3 separate regions of the Homo sapiens genome follow, and regions 2 and 3 are each linked to region 1. Evidence: chromatin contacts called from ENCODE Hi-C or POLR2A ChIA-PET data. All regions are on one chromosome and are shown on one strand. The core of a region is the stretch at or near the end of the contact, and the rest is flanking DNA. Distances in the headings are between cores, read along the strand shown. Region 1 holds the start of DNM3 (dynamin 3). Region 2 holds the start of METTL18 (methyltransferase 18, RPL3 N3(tau)-histidine). Region 3 holds the start of ZBTB37 (zinc finger and BTB domain containing 37).

Region 1 (3,058 bases), core at 170-2,669:
CTAGGAAACAGATTTCAGTTTTCATAATGCTTTTAAATGGGCTTTTCTTAGCAAATGTCTGCACTCTTCAGGCAAGGCCATTAAGGTAACTTAATCCCTCATGAATTGCTCAGTGGAAGAAATGCTGATTCCTAATTCGAAAATTAATTCCTTAGCTGTTTCTGTATTAAGAGTCATGAGGAAAACCACAGCTACAATTTAGATTCAGAATGTTGTCTTGAAGGCTAGCAAGACAAATAGGAGCTTAGAGAACGGAAGATGATGCTGGGGGAGGGGGCGCAGAGAGAGTGCGAGAAAGATGCTGGTCAGTTCCGAGATGATGCAGGAATGACATGGCACCTGGACAACATAAGTCCACGTCCACCCCCTGCCAAGTCTGTGCCTCGGGCTCTCTCACAATTGCCTGAAGCTGTGAATAGGTGCACACGCAAACACACCACCTTTTATTCTTCGACTCTCCGGGAGGAGAATGGTGGGGAAGCGTCTCTGGATAAAGCTTCACCACAACAAACGACGTCTTTCTCCTCGCACCCCGCCTCCCCAGCTAGAGGCAGGCAACAGTAGACAGCTGAGAGGAACGAGAACCCTGGCGAGAAGGAAAGCATCTCCACCTAAGGGAGGGGGCTCGGGGGATAAAGCCCCACAGCCTCACAGGGAGCCTCACGGAGGGCGACAGGAAAAGGAGGGGGGTGTTGAGCTGGGAAAACAGGAGAGGGGCACTGGGAAGCTTTCGGCGCGCTACGCAGGGAGGCTGCCCGGGGCTGGCGCGCACCGAGGGGGTGGGGGTCGAGCCCGGGGCGGACCCCTCCCCCGACTCCCCGACTGGAGGACAGGGAGGAAATGGCTTTGTATCGCACGATGAAAGGCAGGCAGGAGGGCCACCAGGCGGGGGGTGGCAGGGGACGGAGGATGCCCAGAGCTGGAGGACCCCGCCCGCCCCACGGACACCGCCACTCTGCCCCCCATTCCACTCTGCCCCCCATTCCACCGCAGCGCCTGGTCCATCCACCCTCTGGCTCCCGCTGCCCGTCCACGTTCCAACGGCCCGCAGCGGGGTCGCCCCACTGCCGCATCCTTACTCCGCGCCCTGCGCGCTTACCTGCCCACGAAGTTCTCGAGCACCGAGCTCTTGCCGGCGCTCTGGCCGCCCACCACGGCGATCTGCGGCAGCTCCAGCAGGCAGCTCTGTCCCAGCGCCGAAAACGCGTCCTGCAGACGGTTCACCAGCGGGATCAGCTCCTCCATCTCCCGGTTCCCCATCTTGCCCGAGGGGCCGGCGACCAGCTGGTCCCTGCTCGCCTCTACGACCTGACAGGGAGTAGGGGCCGCGCTGCCCTGGCTGCTGCTGCTGCGCCGGGCTCAGCCAGCCAGGTCCTGGCGCAGACGTCGGAGCCCGCCGCCAGCCCGCCGCTTGGCTCTGACAGCTAACGACCCGCAGCGCGCCTGCGCGGGCGGGCAGGGGCGTGGCCTATCTCCGCGACGCCCCGCCCCCGCCCCGCGGCTGCCCCGCCCCGGGCTTCCCATCGGACCACCAGGCCAGGCGCGCACGCACTGCAGCCCAGCTGCGGCCAGATGCCACGGCCTCTGCGTTCTGTGGCCAAGGCTCAGAGGCCAAGTTACAGCGCCGGGTCAGGAAATGGCATGAAATCAGCAGCAGCGGCAGCGTTGTTCTCTTTCAGCGGCTACCAAGCCAAAGCCCAGTGGAAAGCACTATCGCCGCTAACACCACCACACGATCACCAGCAACAGCAGCACCGCCGCCGCCACCACCGGGGCACCGCTGCCAGACTACACTTCCCGAAAGGAAATCTCCTCTGTCACGCCCTTCTCCAGAATCCGCGATGACTCCTCCCAGGGTGGCAGGCCTGTTGGAGTCTAAATTCTTCAATGTGACATCCATCTAAGGCCCTGAGTGGTCTGACCTTACTTAATTCTTCATCTGTAATGACTCGTCCTCCCCAGCCCCGCATAAGCACAGGTAGAGTCTGTAGGGTTTACCGCCCCGATACACCCCTTTAATCACTCTGGCCTGTGAGACTCCTCATGCCATTTGCCCTCCCGGTCTATCTCCTTCTACCGGATCTATCCAGAACCAGGTACCCTGGACGCATTCTGTGAAATTTAGCACATTGAGAAGTGACTGTGTGTGGGGTCCTGTGCCTGATGATCGGGACACAAAGATAAATGGCCATGCTTCTCTTAGCCTCCACAGACGGTTCCTTTTTAGTCTGCTCCTCAAATACTGATGCTTCGCAGGGTTTCATATATGGGCATTTTCTTGTCTAATGTTTGTCCTCTGCCTGAGGACTTTCCCATAGCTTTAACTCTGAATCAAGGCTGGCGACTACAGAAATTTACATTGCTAGACCCTGTCTCTCTTCTGCAACTTAGACTGTACTCCAAGAGGAGCCCAGAATACTACCTGAGTGTCCTACAAGTACTACAGACTCAATTTATTCAAAACTGAAGTCATCTTTTGTAATCTCAGCATTTAATGTACAGTTCCTTCTAACTCTAAAAAGACATATTAAAATGTTCATAATGTCAAAAAACCTGAAAACAACCCAAATGTCTATCAACAGGTGAATGAATAAACAAACGTGGTATATATATATAGTGAAATAATCTCTGCCACAAAAAAGACTTTTGATATAGCAACAATCTCAGATACATTATGTAGAATGAAAAAGGCCAAAGACCATATTGGTTTGATTTCATGTATGTGAAGTTCTACAACCAGCAAAGCTATTCTATGGTAATAGAAATCGGAACTGTGGTTGTCTTTGAGGAGTGGAGATTGACTGTAGGAGGCATGAGGAAACTTTCTGGAGTGATGGAAATGTCCCATGTCTTGACTGGGATGTGGGCATACATTTGTCAAAACTCCTCAAACTAAACTTTTAAGTGATGTGCATTTTACTGTACATTACATCTCAACTTTTTTTTAAAGCAGCAGAAAAAGACAAATAAAACTGAATGCATCTCCACTGAAGTGGATCTCTATTAGAATGTCTGCCCAGGAAACCTTTTCTAAGAAACACTCCATCCAATGCATGGT
Region 2 (3,058 bases), core at 211-2,710, 2.0 Mb after region 1:
TCTATAAGCTTGTGGGGAAGAAGAGGAATCACGTTCCGTGTCTCTGTTCTCCCAAAGCCTAACACCATGTCTCACACACATTATGCACGCAGTTTAAGTGTTTTTGAATGTTTTGAGGGTGGCTATTTGTTTTCAAGTTGAAACTCCTTGAAGACGGCAGTTCTGTACCTACACAAAAACTAAAAAAGGGGGCTTTGGCACCTTCTGAGATTTTGCTAATGCCTAGGTGAATGACTTCTATGTGATTACATAGGGCTTTAGCTGCACAATATTTGTGCAGTATTGAGATTCTCTCAAGTGAAGGTTACTTTTTTTCTTTTGAGTGTAATTGTATAAAGCTGGGCTCAAATGTTGTGAAAAAGATACATATACATATGGTTTACCATGAAAGGCTAGGATTCCAGGCACATTTACAACCACAAAGGCATGAGACCAATCAAGAATGTGCTGCACCCGGACGAAGAAGGCGCTAAGCGCCTCAAATCCAACAGTTGAAAGCCAACAACAAGCGGAAGAACTCTTTCAGAAAGACTCCAGCCTGGGTGAGAGGAGTGAGAACTTGTCAAAAAAAAAGAAAGAAAGAAGAAAAAGAGGTCTGAGAGGGGAAGGAGGAAAATCATTTTTATTTACTGAACATCTTTTAAAGATTTCACACCACAGAACTATGCCCTTTAATTCTTATAACGCTAAGAAAGCCCTTATTCATATTCACCACCCTTTTTACGGGAGACAAAAGCTCAGAGTATCTCGCTTTACCTCAAACTATTAAGAGCCAGAGCTATCGTCATACCGCAGGTCTCAGTCCTTGCCTCCCCCATTATCCACTAGCAAAAGTATTTACACTTAATTGCAAGCAACGAGTACAGAAAAACTGAAAGAAGGAATGGAAGAAAACGCCACATCCACTGCTAAAACCTTGGGTCAGAACACGTCCGCGAGGCTTTCCAGGGCCAAAGCCTTACTTAAATCTACCACGGTTGTCGCTTCCCCTCCAGTCCCTCACTTTTCATCCCACTCACTGACAAAGAAAAGAGGGGGTTCAGGCCGCGGTAATATAACCCAGCCTGGCGGTGGGTCTGAAGGGACAGAAGAGAAAGGTTCGCGACCCGCCCACACCCTTCTCTAGGTAGAAGTGACAACCAAGGAAGGATATGAGGAGTCGGGGCAGGACGGACGGCAGTTCCCGGCGGCATAGCTCCTCTGGCCAGCTACTTAATTCTTCCAGGGGAACCGCGCTAGCTGGGACCGCACCTTCCTGAGACATACTTTCGTCAAACAGGAGAGCTTCAAACCAGACCCGCCAAAGCCCAGACCGGAAACTCGCAGTCCCGCCAACCCTTGCGCGCTCTCCGCCGGCTCCAAAACCATAGAGAGGAGGGCGGCTGGTTTCTTGGTGAGCCCGGGTCCCTCAAGGCCGGAAAGAAAGTCGGGCTTCTCTAGCCCCTGGAGGACTCGACTCACTGGTGCGCGATTTAGGTCCGGAGGAGGCGTTGTGAGGTGAGCTTTTTCAGAAGCGCGATCCCAGGACACGTCGGGAAGCAAGCATCCCCAGGTCTGGATCACTGTAAACATTACATTCAAATGGGGAGGTGAGGGCCAGAAGTCCCCACTTCTGGGGTCGGATTTGTTCCGGGACCTGCAGCCGGAAGTGACTCCAAGCCTTGCAGCGTGATGGGAGAGGAAAGAGGCGCGTTCCTAGCCGCGGGACTGGGTGACCCGCCTCTCCCCCAAATTGTAAATCTTGTATAAAGGGAACAAAGATCCCACTTGCCAGAACTGTGAAAATTGAGGCAGATGGTATAGTGTCTAGCGCAGTAGATAGAAGATTCTCAATAAAGTTGCTTCTTATTTCTACAGGTCTCTCCAAACTACTGCAGTGCCCTAGTTTGCGTTTGCTCTGCCACCGAATTAGTCTTTACTAATTATTGCCAAATTACCCCCACTTCTATACACTTAGGGCTGCTGTTCTCGACTAAATGTTTGGAGTGAAGTCTTGGATGAATTTACACACACCAGGCCATACCTATGCATGTTTTTAAAGGGACGCTGACTTACCAAAATAAAATACTGCACCTCTTCTGTAAAAGACAGAAGTGAAGTTATTCTGGAAGCTTAGGGGGTGAATATGGTTGGACACAAATCAAGACAGCTGAAAGACAGCAAGTAGCTAGGCTGTCCTGTCTGAATATCTTGGACTTTATGTTTGTCCAGGTGGTAGTGGTGGTGGTTGCTGTTGTTCTTCTGTTTGTTTTTATAGTTGATTTTCTTCTCCCACTTTGGAACCCTTAAGGTGTGTATGAGTGTCCAAATCTCTTATCTCTCTCTCTTCCCCACAACTTTTTAAGAAAAAGCAGCTGTATGGTGGGACAGGGAGGGGTGGGGGTGGCTGTTTAATATTACACTTTAGTGAAATGTGCCATTTTGCTTTAATCATCATTTTCTTTCTTTTTTTTTTTTTTTTCTTTCCAGAGCTGCTTGGAAAGAGGACCAAAGACGTCTAAAAAGTCATTTGGAAATATCTCTAAATATTTGTTACCATGTATAAGCTGCTAAAGAGAAATTGGGCCCAACAAAACTAATTGAATAATTGAGGCAGATTTGTGTGTATCATCAAATTCTATCCAGAAGTTGAAGAATCTGAATTTAAAGATTGTGTGCATTTAATAAGAGGATGACCTTTCAGTTTAATTTCACTATAGAAGACCATCTGGAAAATGAATTAACACCCATTAGAGATGGAGCTTTGACCCTGGATTCCTCAAAAGAGCTGTCAGTCTCAGAAAGTCAAAAAGGAGAAGAGAGGGACAGAAAATGTTCTGCAGAACAATTTGACTTGCCTCAGGATCACTTGTGGGAACATAAGTCAATGGAAAATGCAGCTCCCTCTCAAGACACAGACAGTCCACTCAGTGCAGCCAGCAGTTCAAGGAACTTGGAGCCACATGGAAAACAGCCCTCCTTGAGAGCTGCCAAAGAGCATGCTATGCCTAAAGATTTAAAGAAGATGTTAGAAAATAAAGTCATAGAAACATTACCAGGTTTCCAGCATGTTAAGTTA
Region 3 (3,058 bases), core at 266-2,765, 2.0 Mb before region 1:
GGGAAGGACTTTTAAGTGTTAACTATAAGGTACTTGCAGACTGAATATAACATCTCATAACTTTACAACTTTTCTCTGGAGGAGGAAAGCTTTCTGAATAAATGCAATTCTACATAGCTTGATATCCCTCTTCTTAGTATTTTACTACCTGCTGCAAGAATTATGTTTATTATTTTATAAAAGGACTAATATCCCACATGAATGTAGGCTAATATTTCTAAGCTTAAGAATCAGAGCCCCCCCCACAAAAAGACTTTGGTTATAGGGCTGTGAAGCAAACTCTAGGAAAAATCCCACAGCTGTGCCAGGATTCAACCAAGATGCAGAGAATGTGAAGTTCAGTTGTCAAAATTAGGAAAGCTGGGTAAATCTGCCAAATTCGAAGTTGGCAATTCCGAGGTGGTGATGAATACTTCCATCCTGAAACTTAGTTCTCCAGATCCGATGAAAAAATACAGCATTTACCAAGTATGCCAACATTTTTCCATTAAAATATTTTTAAAAAATGGCTGAAACACTAAACCTGAAGCTGTATACAAGATAGTTGAAAGTACAGTTTCAACTACTGAAAATAGTTTGTATAAATCCGAACAGGAAGACATTTACTTAAGCCCAATGTGCGTTCACTTATCTATATATTACATAGTTACACCACACCTGAAACTTCAGGAACTTACTCTGCCAAGCTCACAGTACTGCCCCGCATTAACAACACACTTATTAAATAGGGAAGTGTATACACTGTTTTCAACAATCAACTTTAGCCAATCTGACCTTTTTCCAAAGCGTTATTGTTTGTTTTGAAACTTTTAATCCAATAAGAGCCTCTGTCGATGCCATCATGAATTCAGATGTGTTTATTTTGGAGCCTACACCAGCGCCTTTTTTGTTTGCTCTTTCCGGCAATTCCCCAGTGAGGAAGCCCCTGGAGGAAAGTCTTTCGCTACCGTCGGCACTGGAGGGGTGAGAGCTGTAAAAGGGAGAATTGGGAACGGCATGGGGTTGGCCACTCCAGCACTTGAGCAGCTTTCTTCTGCGTTAGGAAGCCTGGGGAGAGGGGAACTGGCTAAAGGGCAAAATGTCACTGAGGAACTTCGGAGAAGATGGGGACAAGGCGTCGGGCGGGGGAGCCAGCGCTCAGGTGAGAACTAGGAAGGGGGCGGCGCCCAGGGACCGGCTCCAGGCGGCGGCGGGCGGGGAGCTGCCAGGAGGTGGGTGTGCGTATCTGGGTGTGTCCCGGCTGCGGTGGGGGAGGGGGCCGCCCTTCCCGGGGTCCTGAGGGAGGGGCCCCGCGAGGGGGCGGGTCCGGCAGATCAGCCCGGCCGGGGGCCAAGGGGGTGGAAGGTCGCCCGGTGCCTGGAGGCGGGGTGAAGGAAAGTAGCTGAGCGCCCCAGGAGCGCGCTGCGGCGGAGGGCGGGCGAGGTGACCCCGGTGCAGGGAAGTGGCACTGGGGTGTGGGGCCCGAGTCCAGTCAAGGAGCAGCACCTACCTCCGGGGGTGGAAATGGGCCGGAATGGGCCGGAACACCGTCCCGGAAGTGAAATCCCCCACCCCCTCCCACGGAGCGGGCGACGTGCCGGAAGGAAATCACTCAGCCTTACACCGCCCCCCCTTCCCCCATCCCCAGAGCTTTCCTTGCCTCGCGCCCCCTCCCCTCTCTGCTCTTCCTCCTCAGTCGGGAGGAGGGCGGGAGCACGGCATCACGTGGACGGTCATGTCTCTGCCCACAATGGCGAGGAAGGGCGGGGAAAAGGGGCGGACTTAAGGGGTGGGAAGAAGGTGATACTGGATGAGAGGAAGATTGAGGGAGGTTAGGGGGAGGAGCCGAAGCGGACGCTGCCGGGAGCGTGCGTCGTGACGTCATCAAAAGAACTCTTATATACAGGAGCCCAGGCACCATACTGTCTTTTCGAGGTAGGAGTCGACTCCTGTGAGGTATGTTTTATCTTTGCGAATGTTGCGGGTTTTGGGGCGCTCCAGCCTTTGTCTGCTAAGGTCACCCTGAATTGACTGGGACTTCTAAGCCAGTCGCGCGCCTTTGCAGGGCCTACAAGTTGAGGATGGTGGGGGATTGCACATATGGTGCATGCGTGACCTAAGCTGCGACTATGTTAGAGTAGAACTGCGGAGAAGCCTCGGCTCTCGTGCCCTGCCTCTGATGAAGCCTGTGTTGGTAGGGACATCTGAGAGTAATGATGAATGCCAACCGCTCTGATGGTGGCACATGCCGAGTCACCCGAGTAAGCTATTGTTAAGGGCCGTGACCCGAGCCTCCATCAGCCGTCCGCTCTCATGAAAGGCTGTCGGTGGTAGTCCACGTGCTTAAGTGCCTGCATTCCGCAGTGTCACCAATATTTCCATTAGTGTTTCTTTTTTCTTTTTTGAGACCGAGCCTCGTTCTGTCACCCAGGCTGGAATGCAGTGGCTCGACATCGGTTAATGGCAACCTCCGCGTCCCGAGTTAAGCAGTTCTGCCTCAGCCTCCCAAGTAACTGGGACTACAGGCGCGCGCCACCATGCTAGGCTTTTATATTTTTAGTAGAGACGGGGTTTCACCATGTTGGCGAGACTGGTCTTGAACTCCTGACCTCAGGTGATCCACCAGCCGTGGTCCCCCAACATACTGGGATTACAAGCCGTGAGCCACCGCGCCCGGCCGCCATCGGTGGTTCTTAACTGCGGGTGCAGTGCTTCTTTGTAACATTAAGTGTATCCTTTACCTGTCGCTAGATAATGAATGGTATGTTACCTGCATCATTGGTTTAAAAAGACGAACCGTTTTTTTAAAGAACACTCTTTAAAAAAAAGAACCGTGGAACAATGAATTAAAATCTGTACCTGATCTCTTTAGGTATGGTGCTGGGTGCAGATGCAGTGTGGCTCTGGATAGCACCTTATGGACAGGTAAGAATTGGGGAAAGTATGGTGGGAAGAATGAAATCTAAGAGGTGGTCTCAGCCTGTGATGCTTTAAGAGTAGTGGACAGAAGGGATTTCTGAAATTCTATTCTGAGGCTTTAATGTTAACAGCATTTATATTTAACGTGACTGCTGTGAGG

Evidence for each region. A loop is a pair of places that touch in the nucleus more often than their neighbours do. ChIA-PET counts read pairs that join two places held with the same protein, here RNA polymerase II (POLR2A). Pooled maps may share reads with other maps.
Region 2: a pooled map shows a loop between it and region 1 (12-fold over the local background). The contact joins the promoter of METTL18 here to the promoter of DNM3 in region 1. A Hi-C loop is called at or near these places in 4 of 50 pooled maps.
Region 3: a loop to region 1 is called in a map of ascending aorta, with 9 times the contacts of the local background. The contact joins the promoter of ZBTB37 here to the promoter of DNM3 in region 1. A Hi-C loop is called at or near these places in 2 of 168 maps with a recorded cell type or tissue (CD4-positive, alpha-beta memory T cell and ascending aorta) and 11 of 50 pooled maps. POLR2A ChIA-PET finds 5 or more read pairs at or near these places in 1 of 52 experiments (CD4-positive, alpha-beta T cell).

The regions. Positions count from the first base shown.
Region 1 is chr1:171,839,859-171,842,916 of GRCh38, reverse strand. It overlaps DNM3 (dynamin 3), which reads right to left and starts at 1,419. Exons shown (of 21, transcript NM_015569.5): 1 at 1,100-1,419. The coding sequence starts at 1,260. RefSeq lists an enhancer at 995-1,174 and a silencer at 1,375-1,604.
Region 2 is chr1:169,793,309-169,796,366 of GRCh38, reverse strand. It overlaps METTL18 (methyltransferase 18, RPL3 N3(tau)-histidine), which reads left to right and starts at 1,460. Exons shown (of 2, transcript NM_033418.4): 1 at 1,460-1,552; 2 at 2,470-3,058. The coding sequence starts at 2,672. It overlaps FIRRM (FIGNL1 interacting regulator of recombination and mitosis), which reads right to left and starts at 1,327. Exons shown (of 25, transcript NM_001320047.2): 1 at 1,252-1,327; 2 at 384-538. RefSeq lists an enhancer at 1,408-1,727.
Region 3 is chr1:173,866,837-173,869,894 of GRCh38, reverse strand. It overlaps ZBTB37 (zinc finger and BTB domain containing 37), which reads right to left and starts at 1,515. Exons shown (of 5, transcript NM_001122770.3): 1 at 1,490-1,515; 2 at 775-970. It overlaps GAS5 (growth arrest specific 5), which reads left to right and starts at 1,906. Exons shown (of 12, transcript NR_002578.4): 1 at 1,906-1,935; 2 at 2,852-2,904. It overlaps SNORD74 (small nucleolar RNA, C/D box 74), which reads left to right and starts at 2,150; the gene lies at 2,150-2,221. It overlaps SNORD75 (small nucleolar RNA, C/D box 75), which reads left to right and starts at 2,957; the gene lies at 2,957-3,016. RefSeq lists an enhancer at 237-1,436 and a silencer at 1,071-1,480.